Regions from separate parts of the Homo sapiens genome. Here regions 1 and 2 are each linked to region 3. The links are chromatin contacts, found by Hi-C or POLR2A ChIA-PET in ENCODE. All regions are on one chromosome and are shown on one strand. The core of a region is the stretch at or near the end of the contact, and the rest is flanking DNA. Distances in the headings are between cores, read along the strand shown. Region 1 has its middle 55 kb from the start of RRAS2. Region 2 holds the start of RRAS2 (RAS related 2). Region 3 overlaps SPON1 (spondin 1).

Evidence for each region. Hi-C counts contacts between places; a loop is a spot of excess contacts on that map. ChIA-PET counts read pairs that join two places held with the same protein, here RNA polymerase II (POLR2A). Pooled maps may share reads with other maps.
Region 1: a pooled map shows a loop between it and region 3 (2.4-fold over the local background). The contact joins two enhancer-like sites. A Hi-C loop is called at or near these places in 6 of 50 pooled maps. POLR2A ChIA-PET finds 5 or more read pairs at or near these places in 2 of 52 experiments (BJ and activated T-cell).
Region 2: a loop to region 3 is called in a pooled map, with 2.5 times the contacts of the local background. The contact joins the promoter of RRAS2 here to the enhancer-like site in region 3. A Hi-C loop is called at or near these places in 5 of 50 pooled maps.

What each region holds. Positions count from the first base shown.
Region 1 is chr11:14,412,492-14,415,191 of GRCh38, reverse strand. No RefSeq gene overlaps it. Among named protein-coding and RNA genes, the nearest start is that of RRAS2, 55 kb to the right of the region's middle. Within about 2 kb of position 1,321, at least 6 of the 41 ENCODE cell types and tissues checked have a DNase peak (open chromatin) inside an H3K27ac peak, as active enhancers do.
Region 2 is chr11:14,357,778-14,360,477 of GRCh38, reverse strand. RRAS2 (RAS related 2) reads left to right here and starts at 1,295. Exons shown (of 6, transcript NM_012250.6): 1 at 1,295-1,715. The coding sequence starts at 1,608. RefSeq lists silencers at 1,196-1,695, 1,766-1,965, 2,006-2,125 and an enhancer at 2,366-2,465.
Region 3 is chr11:14,077,729-14,080,428 of GRCh38, reverse strand. SPON1 (spondin 1) reads right to left here. Exons shown (of 16, transcript NM_006108.4): 5 at 408-530. Among named protein-coding and RNA genes, the nearest start is that of SPON1, 120 kb to the right of the region's middle. Within about 2 kb of position 1,333, at least 3 of the 41 ENCODE cell types and tissues checked have a DNase peak (open chromatin) inside an H3K27ac peak, as active enhancers do.

The DNA.
Region 1 (2,700 bases), core at 72-2,571, 330 kb before region 3:
GAGTGTGTGGTCATGGGTAAATAGCAGTGGAGACTGGAAGAGTCCAGGGCTAACAGCCTCTTCCTCCAGTCCAGCATCTGTACCCCCAGGGCCTCAGTATCTATAACTAGTGAGCCTATGTCCCCAGATAGGGGTCCCTCCTCCACCAGAAAGTGAACTTTAGAAAGCCAGATGGTCTCAGCCCTCACAGGCTTCCAGGAAACCTCAACAATTCTAAGAAGACCCCATTTCCTGCTTCACACCCAGAGCCTGAGTCTTTGGTGGGGAAAGGGAGGGAAGCCTGTGCCACCCCCTGCTCCCTCCACCTCCGATCCTTGCCCTAGGCAACCCCTCTGTTTGAACAACTTCTCATAGAGACAGCACATCTCTATGGGGTGTTGAGAGGGGGCCTCCCAGCTTATCCAGACTCTAGGATCCCCCTCTTCTCTGGGATACCTTTCACACCCATGTCTCCTAACCCAGATCCTTCTGTTACTCCCGAGCTAAAGACAGGCCCTAGAGGTGAGCCAAAGCAACTGACAGCCCTAAAGGCATTTCAATGTGGTTATGACATTTAATAAATCAATGTTTCCCCGTATGGAAGTCATATAGCATTGGTAGGACAGAAAATAATTTTAAGTTTCCACATGAATATCAGCATTAAAGAATATTTAATTACCCCCTTTTTCATTCCTTTTCAATACTTTTGATTATATCAAGAAGAATGTCTCCATTAGGTGCTAGTAGTTCTTTAACATCCCTCTGATACCAGTAAGACTCACCATGAAGAAAAGAAGAGAGGGCATAAATAAATAATATTAAAAATAAAAACAGGATTATAGCAAGCACTTTCTATATAATGTTTTAAAAGATAACCTTTCAAAAGCAACAACATTGTTTACGTGTAGAAATAAATCTCATAAAAGATGTACGCCTAGTCTTTATCAAGAAAATTATATAATTTTAATGAAAACTATAAAGTAAAACCTAAACAAATAAGATCCAGCATGGATGGGAAGAAAACTCAATATGATAAAGATGTCAGTTCTTCCAAATTATTCTAGAAATTTAATGCAATCCCAATCAATATTCTGAATGTGTGTGTGTGTGTGTGTGTGTGTGTGTGTGTGTGTGTGTTTAATTTTTCTAGCTGATTCTAAAACTTATTTGGAAGACCAAACAGAGCTGCTATTTTATATTTTATATAGGGTGGCCTGGGAAGGCCCTTCTGAGGAATGATGTGTGAGGAATGAAGCATTCTAGGTAGGTTGAGCCAAGGCTTTGAGGTAGCAGCTTGCTTGGAATGTTCCAAGAATACGAGGTCAGTGTGGCTGACTGAATGAATGGCAGAAATGAGGTCAGAGAAGTAGCCAGGGGCCAGATGACATGGGGCCTTGTGGACTGCGGTAAGAGCTCCGAAATTTACTCTGTAATGGGAGGCTGTTTGATTTTTTGAGCAAAGAGTGATCCAATTTAATTTGAACATTAAAAATGTTTGAAAGAGCTGAAAATATTAAGTAAGCCTCTGTGTGGGCGGTATGGAAATGCAGTTAAAACTGTGAAGGAGGCACATGAATGACTGAAATTTTGAAAATTCTGCATGAAGTAATTCCTTAAGTCACAGATTTGGTCTTTCTAATTTAGCTGAGCCCAAACAGAATGGGAAAGGAATCTGAGTTCTTGGAGCCAATGCTGACAAATGTGTGGGAGGGGCAGGCCAGGCCCAAATCTTCTTCCTGCTGCTTTGGCTCATGGTGGATGTCCCAGGGAATCCCCCCAGTGGCTGGACCTCCAATTACAGCCTCCCAGAGAGTGAGTCCAAAAAGCAGCTACTCTGAAAAACATCACAGACCTCAAAACTAGTGAGATTTAAAGAAGGTTAGAGCTGAATGGGACTCCAGAGAGAATAATAAAAATGAGAAATTATAATAACACGTGCATGTCCCTAAAGACAATCATTATCTTCTCTCAAAAACTGTTCCTTCTCTGGCATTCCCTAGTCCAGTAAATGGCACATTATTCACTCAGTCAGCCAACAAAGTTTTATTAAGCCTATACTATATGTCAGTATTGGATTCTCTCTAACAAGCAAAATTGACATAGGCTCTGCCCTCATGGAGCTACCAGTCTGATATGGGGAGAGAGACAGTAAACAAGTTATTACAAAACACTTAGCACTGTGAAAGAAATAAATAGAGTAGTGTGGTAGAGCAAGGATCAGCAAACTAAACAGAGGTCATATATGGCTTACTGTCCTTTTTTTGTAAATAAAATTTTATTGGAACACAGACATACTCATTTGTTTATATATTGTCTATGCTTGCTTTCATGCTACAATGGCAAGTTTGAGTAGCTTGTAACAGAGACTTATAGCCTTCAAAGCCTAAAATAGTTACTATCTGGCCATTTACAGGATAAGTTTGCCTACCACTATTATAGAAGATAATGGGATTATTGGTGAATGACAAACAAAATTAAAACAAACAAAAACAAAACAAAAGAAGATAATGGGGGAGCCGGTCTCCCAGTAATGTCCAATAGAACTTTCTGAAATGATGGCAGTGTCCTGTATCTGTGCTGTTCATTATGGTAACCACCAACCACATGTAACTATTGGATTTGTCGCACTTGGGTTTAGCTTCCCACTTCCACTTCTCCAGTCAGTTTTGGCCAAAGGGTGATAGGGTCACATGGTAAAAACAGGGCTTCCCTTAGCTGCCT
Region 2 (2,700 bases), core at 46-2,545, 280 kb before region 3:
AGTGGGCCATGATTGTGCCACTACACTTCAGCCTGGGTGACAGAGGGATCTTGTCTCAAAAAAGAAAAAAAAAAGATTTTTAAAAAAGGAATTCAGGATGGGCTGGCCTGGATGGGTATTTTTGCTTGGGGTCTCTCACGCAGTTGCATTCAGATGCTAACAGGGGATGCCGTCATTGGAAGGCTCGATTAGGCTGAGTGTCCAAGATGTCTCACTTAGATGGCTGGCAGGTGATGCTGGTGATCTGGTGGGAGCTCAGTGGGACTTTTTTTTTTTTTTTTTAAATGGCATGTTGCTCCTGGCCATCAATCAGACTTCGACTGGCATGCCTACATGTAGCCTCTTTAGCATGGCAGTCTTATGATAGTCAAACTTCTGACTTTGTTCCTCCCGGAGTGAGAATACCAAGAGAACAGCTGCATGGCCTCTTCTGATCTAGCCTGGGAAATTAGGCAGCATCTCTTCTGCTGCATTCTACTGGTTCCAAATGAGTTACCAAGTGAAGTCCAAGAACTTGCAGTCATGTTCCAAGATTGCTGTAAATGCTTCCTGTGTAGCAGCACTGTTTTATGTGCTCATTTAATTCTTATTAAAAACCCCATGAGGCCGGGTGCAGTGACTCACACCTGTAATTCCAGCACTTTGGGAGGCCGAGGCGGGAGGATTGCTTGAGGCCAGGAGTTCAACCCCTCGCACTCACACTCCTCATATCCAATTACTGCACATTTGTCACACATAAACATAGCCACTATGACACTGTACTGACACATACAAAATCTGTCACATTCCGTCTTGCCCATGCAAGCTCAATCACTGACTTATTCTCCATGCTCAGCCACTGTCCCATTCTTCACACTGTCACAACCACCAGCCCATCACACACTCAATTACTGTGACACAGCTCTAATCCTCAATCACTGTCACATACTGTTTTTCACACAAATATGGTCACCATCTGTACTCTTAAAGCAGGGTATGTACTCTCCTATAAAATTGAGTTAATATGCCAACAGCCCTATTTTTCGCACACGCCGTCACATATTGTATTTTTCATCCACACAATCCCTTACATAGACAATTAGGGTGACACACTCTTTCTGCCTTCGTCCCACTCCCAACTGACACCCACTCCCACACTCTCACGCACTCGCTCACTGGCTAGGGATTAGAGCGGTGTGTCCGTGGGGGTCTGAAGCCCGGGTTACCTCCCGAACCTCAGCCCCAAGCGGCGCGGCCCCGCCCCTCCCCGCCCCCTCATGCATATGCAGCACCTCAGCCTGGCAGCCCGGCCCCCAGACGGCCATTTGTGGCGGCGCTGGAGGCTGCGTTCGGCAGGCGCTGCGGAGACGCGTAGAGGAGCGCGCCCCCCGGCCGCTGCCGCCCCTGGCCCGTGCCGTCACCCCGCTTCTCCGCGCCTCGGGCGGTACCCAGCCAGTCCCCAGCGCCGCGCTACCGCGCTGACCGGCCCTCCAGACGCCTCCCGGTACCCGGGACCCCAGCCCGGCCGCTCGCCCGCAGCCCGCCGGCCGCACACGTCCCCGGAGCCGGGCCTAGGGCGGGCGGCAGCGGCGGCTCGGCGCAGTCAGGCTGGGCTCTGTAGCGTCCCCATGGCCGCGGCCGGCTGGCGGGACGGCTCCGGCCAGGAGAAGTACCGGCTCGTGGTGGTCGGCGGGGGCGGCGTGGGCAAGTCGGCGCTCACCATCCAGTTCATCCAGGTACCTGGAGCGGGCCTGCCCGGGGCGCCGGAGCGGCGGCGGGCGGGGGCTGGCGCTACCTGTGGCGGGGCGGCCGCCGCGACCTCGCCCCAGAGGCGCCTCGCGGGCCCGGGCCGGGGCCAGGGGGCGGGAGGGCGCGGGGCCGACTACGCTCCTGCCCTGCGGCCGCAGCGTCGCGCTCCTGCCTCCTCCCGGGCGCGGCGTCGCGGGAGTAGGGCTTCTCAGGAATGTGGTCGGGAGGGCGGAGCTGGAAGGGTGGGAAGCACCGATCCACCTTATTGCTCTGGCCGAGGCCAGAGACCTCCGGGAGAGGCTGGGCCACCGAGCCGGGCTTTACTGCTCCGAGGGTCCGGGCGTGGGGCTGGAGCTGGAGCCCCGCGCGCTGCTTTTCCAGCCGCCTGCGGCCGCGCCTTCACCGTCGGGGCGATAGCGGTGGCAACTTGGCCGCGGCTCCGCGTGGTCTCCGGGCTTCCCCGCGCCGCCTGAGCCGGAGCTGCCCGCTTCAAGTACTGTGTATTTCTTTGTGTGTGTGTTACGCTCTTTTTATAAGTACTCTCTTAGGTAATATGTCCGGGTGGGAGTGTGTGATAATGCCCCGGGGAAATGGTGGCTTCTAGGAAGTTAAAAATGTTCTCTGATGGGGTGAGACCATTTCCTAGGAATTCCTGATGCCGTCCTGCTTCTCGCCGTGCCTAGGTGAAGTTTGGGATGGGCCGGGCTAGGATATGACCGAGTCGTGCGTTCTGTTTTCTAACCACCCTCTCCCCTACCCCCAGCCCTCTCTGGTTGCTAGAGACGGTAAGTCAGGGGTTTGTGGTAAAGAAAAGGGAGGTGGTATTCTTCCTTCTTAGAATTTGCTCTTGGGGAGAGGTTTGAGTAGTCTTTTTTGGGATTTTTAAAACACAAAGCCCCGATGTCTTTCTGCTTTTGTCAACCTAAAAGGTGTGGCATATGCTGGGAGAGAACGAAGGTACCCTGTTATAAC
Region 3 (2,700 bases), core at 84-2,583:
GGCAAAACCCCATCTCTACTAAAAATACAAAAATTAGCTGGGCATGGTGGCCCATACCTGTAATCCCAGCTACTCAGGAGGCTGAGGCAGGAGAACTGCTTGAACCCGGGAGGCGGAGGTTGCAGTGAGCCGAGATTGTGCCACTGCACTCCAGCCTCGGCAACAGAGCGAGACTCCATCTCAAAAAAAAAAAGAAAAAAAATAGCACAATGCTATGCAAAGAAGCTGAAAGCATACCCATATAATGTCTGCCTGTCTTGATTAATATACATACTTGGATTGTGCATTTCATGAACCAGCCAATACTAGGGAGCAGATCTGACATGCTGCAGCTAGTGTGCCCTATAACCAGACAGAACTTTGACAATGTGCTTTTCCCCAAACCACAGAGTAGCCACTCTACTCACGAGGGTAATCCTTTGGGTGTGTCTTCTCGGACCAATTCCCATAAAATGTGAGTCTGTACTTGGCAGTTCCGCAGGCACAGCAGTCTAAGATGGGTTTGTCAGTCACCCCATCAAATGTGGAATCTGAAACAGTCAGAAAAGTCACCAAGTTAGAAAGTAAACGTGGGTTGTATATAAGGTGGTGCTATCATGGTCTCATTTTATCCTTAACCCTTAGGAAAAGAAGATGCAGCTTTCATTAGTTAATAAGACTTAGAGCCAGATCAGTACTTGGGCAATAAAGGATTTTGTATGCCTCTAAGTATGGTAATATTTTGAAAAAAAAAAAGAGAGCTTTTTCCCTAATAAATTGAGAAGATCTGTGGGAGCAATAACCCATAGGCTATTCGAGAATATTTAAGATGGGGGCTATGTTGAAAAATCAGGGGTAAAATTCACTCAATCATCCTTTCCGGATCCTGGTCTCCTTCCCCACCCCTCCCACAACAGGATTTCTCTAACAAATTTTAGGAGGAATACACATGTGTGCTTTCTCTAGGAAATATTCTCTGGGACCAAAATGACAGGACCAGAAGGAATGACTTTGAAGCAGAGCAGTGAAAATAAATGGAGAGAGATAAAGAATTACTGAAGGGAGAAAAAAAAGAGGCATGCATATATAATCACGTCACTTCTTATCATGCTTTCAGAGACTTCACTGGGAGGAGTAGGGGGTGGAAATGTGTTCATAAGCTCAGGTTTACTGTACTTCTGGGTATAGAAGTAGCCAGGAAAAACTTAAGATTCCCTCTCGGCCCTCATTTTTAGCTGTGAATAGCTGATAAGTGGGGAAAGAGAGATTACATGAATAAATTCAGTATTTCCGATTGTCAAACCCACATCTCTAGCTGCACGTTGTTGCTTTTAGTCTGTTCTGCTTCCTGCAAGATGAAAACAATGACTACAGATGTAACTTGCTTCAGTTGCTTTTTTTCACTTCCTCTAGTAGTATTAACATAATTTTTTTTTCTTTGCAGTTGGACATTTATTCTTAAATATTATACAAAGAGTAGTGGCAAAGAATGTTAAAATCATTGTGAGTGTTAGGAAGAGCATTTTACAAGACTTCCTTTTGGAATTTACTGGGTTGATTTGGTTTAAATATATAAAATCCATGATGGATAGAAGTGAATTCTAGGTTCTAGGGTGGAGATGAAAGGATGAGACATCATAATAATAACTACAAAATACTGAGTCCTTTTATTTGCTGATTTCTTTCCATATATTGTCTCGTTTAATCCTAACAATGCTAGGAGGTAAGTACTTTTGCTATCCCCATTTTACAGGTCAGTAAATTGAAGCAGATTAGGTAACCTGTTCAAGGTCACAGGGTTAGTGAACAGGGCAGGCAGAACTGGAGGCCAGGTCTTTTTGGGTCCAGGACTCATACCCTTAATCTCTGCACTACATTACTCCAGGAAAGACCTCATCTGGATAGGTCTGCATAGATAGGAAAGAGAGAAAACTTTTTTATTGTTTCTGTATTGCTTTTTTCAATGAAGAAAGATGCGCTAAAAAAAAAATTGCCTCCCTACATAGCTCTACGATTTCTAAATCAGAGATACATGCTGAGGTTTCAATTGTAGCTACTAGGGGCTATTAAATGAGGCAGCAATAGTCTCTACAAAAACCAAAAGAAGGCCAACTGGTAGCTTTGCCTTATCAAAAGGGCTTTCGGATATAGGTGGTAAACTTAACGATATTTCTGAGGGTTCAAAGGAATGCATAATAAACCTTTTGGATTTTCAAAGGAAAATAAGCTTCCATTTGAAAAATACATTTTTAAGCTCCCATTTGAAAAATAAATTTTTCAGTTTGAAAATAAAAACAGACATACTGTTTTCCTACTAAGGAAAAGCCTATTGAAAATGAATCAGGCTTTCAAAGGGCAGTGATAAGAATCGTCCACTTACTCCTCTTCTAACCACAGCAGGCAGGGTCTGCCAACCATGGGTAATTTCAGGCTATGGAGCATCTCCAGAGCCGCCCTCTCTCCCCATTTCTACTTGAAATCCACTGACTTCCTTTGCAACTCTCTTCCTGTATTCTTTGTTCCTCTTCCCTTTTTCTTCCTTTTCTCATTATCCTGTTTCTGTTGACATTTTTCTCTTTTTTCTGCGTTTCCCTTCCTTTTTCCTTTTTTTTTTGTCTCTTTCATTTAATTGCTTGTGACATGGTATTAAAGTATGTGTATGCAGGGCCGGGCACGGTAGCTCATGCCTGTAATTCCAGCACTTTAGGAGGCAGAGATGAG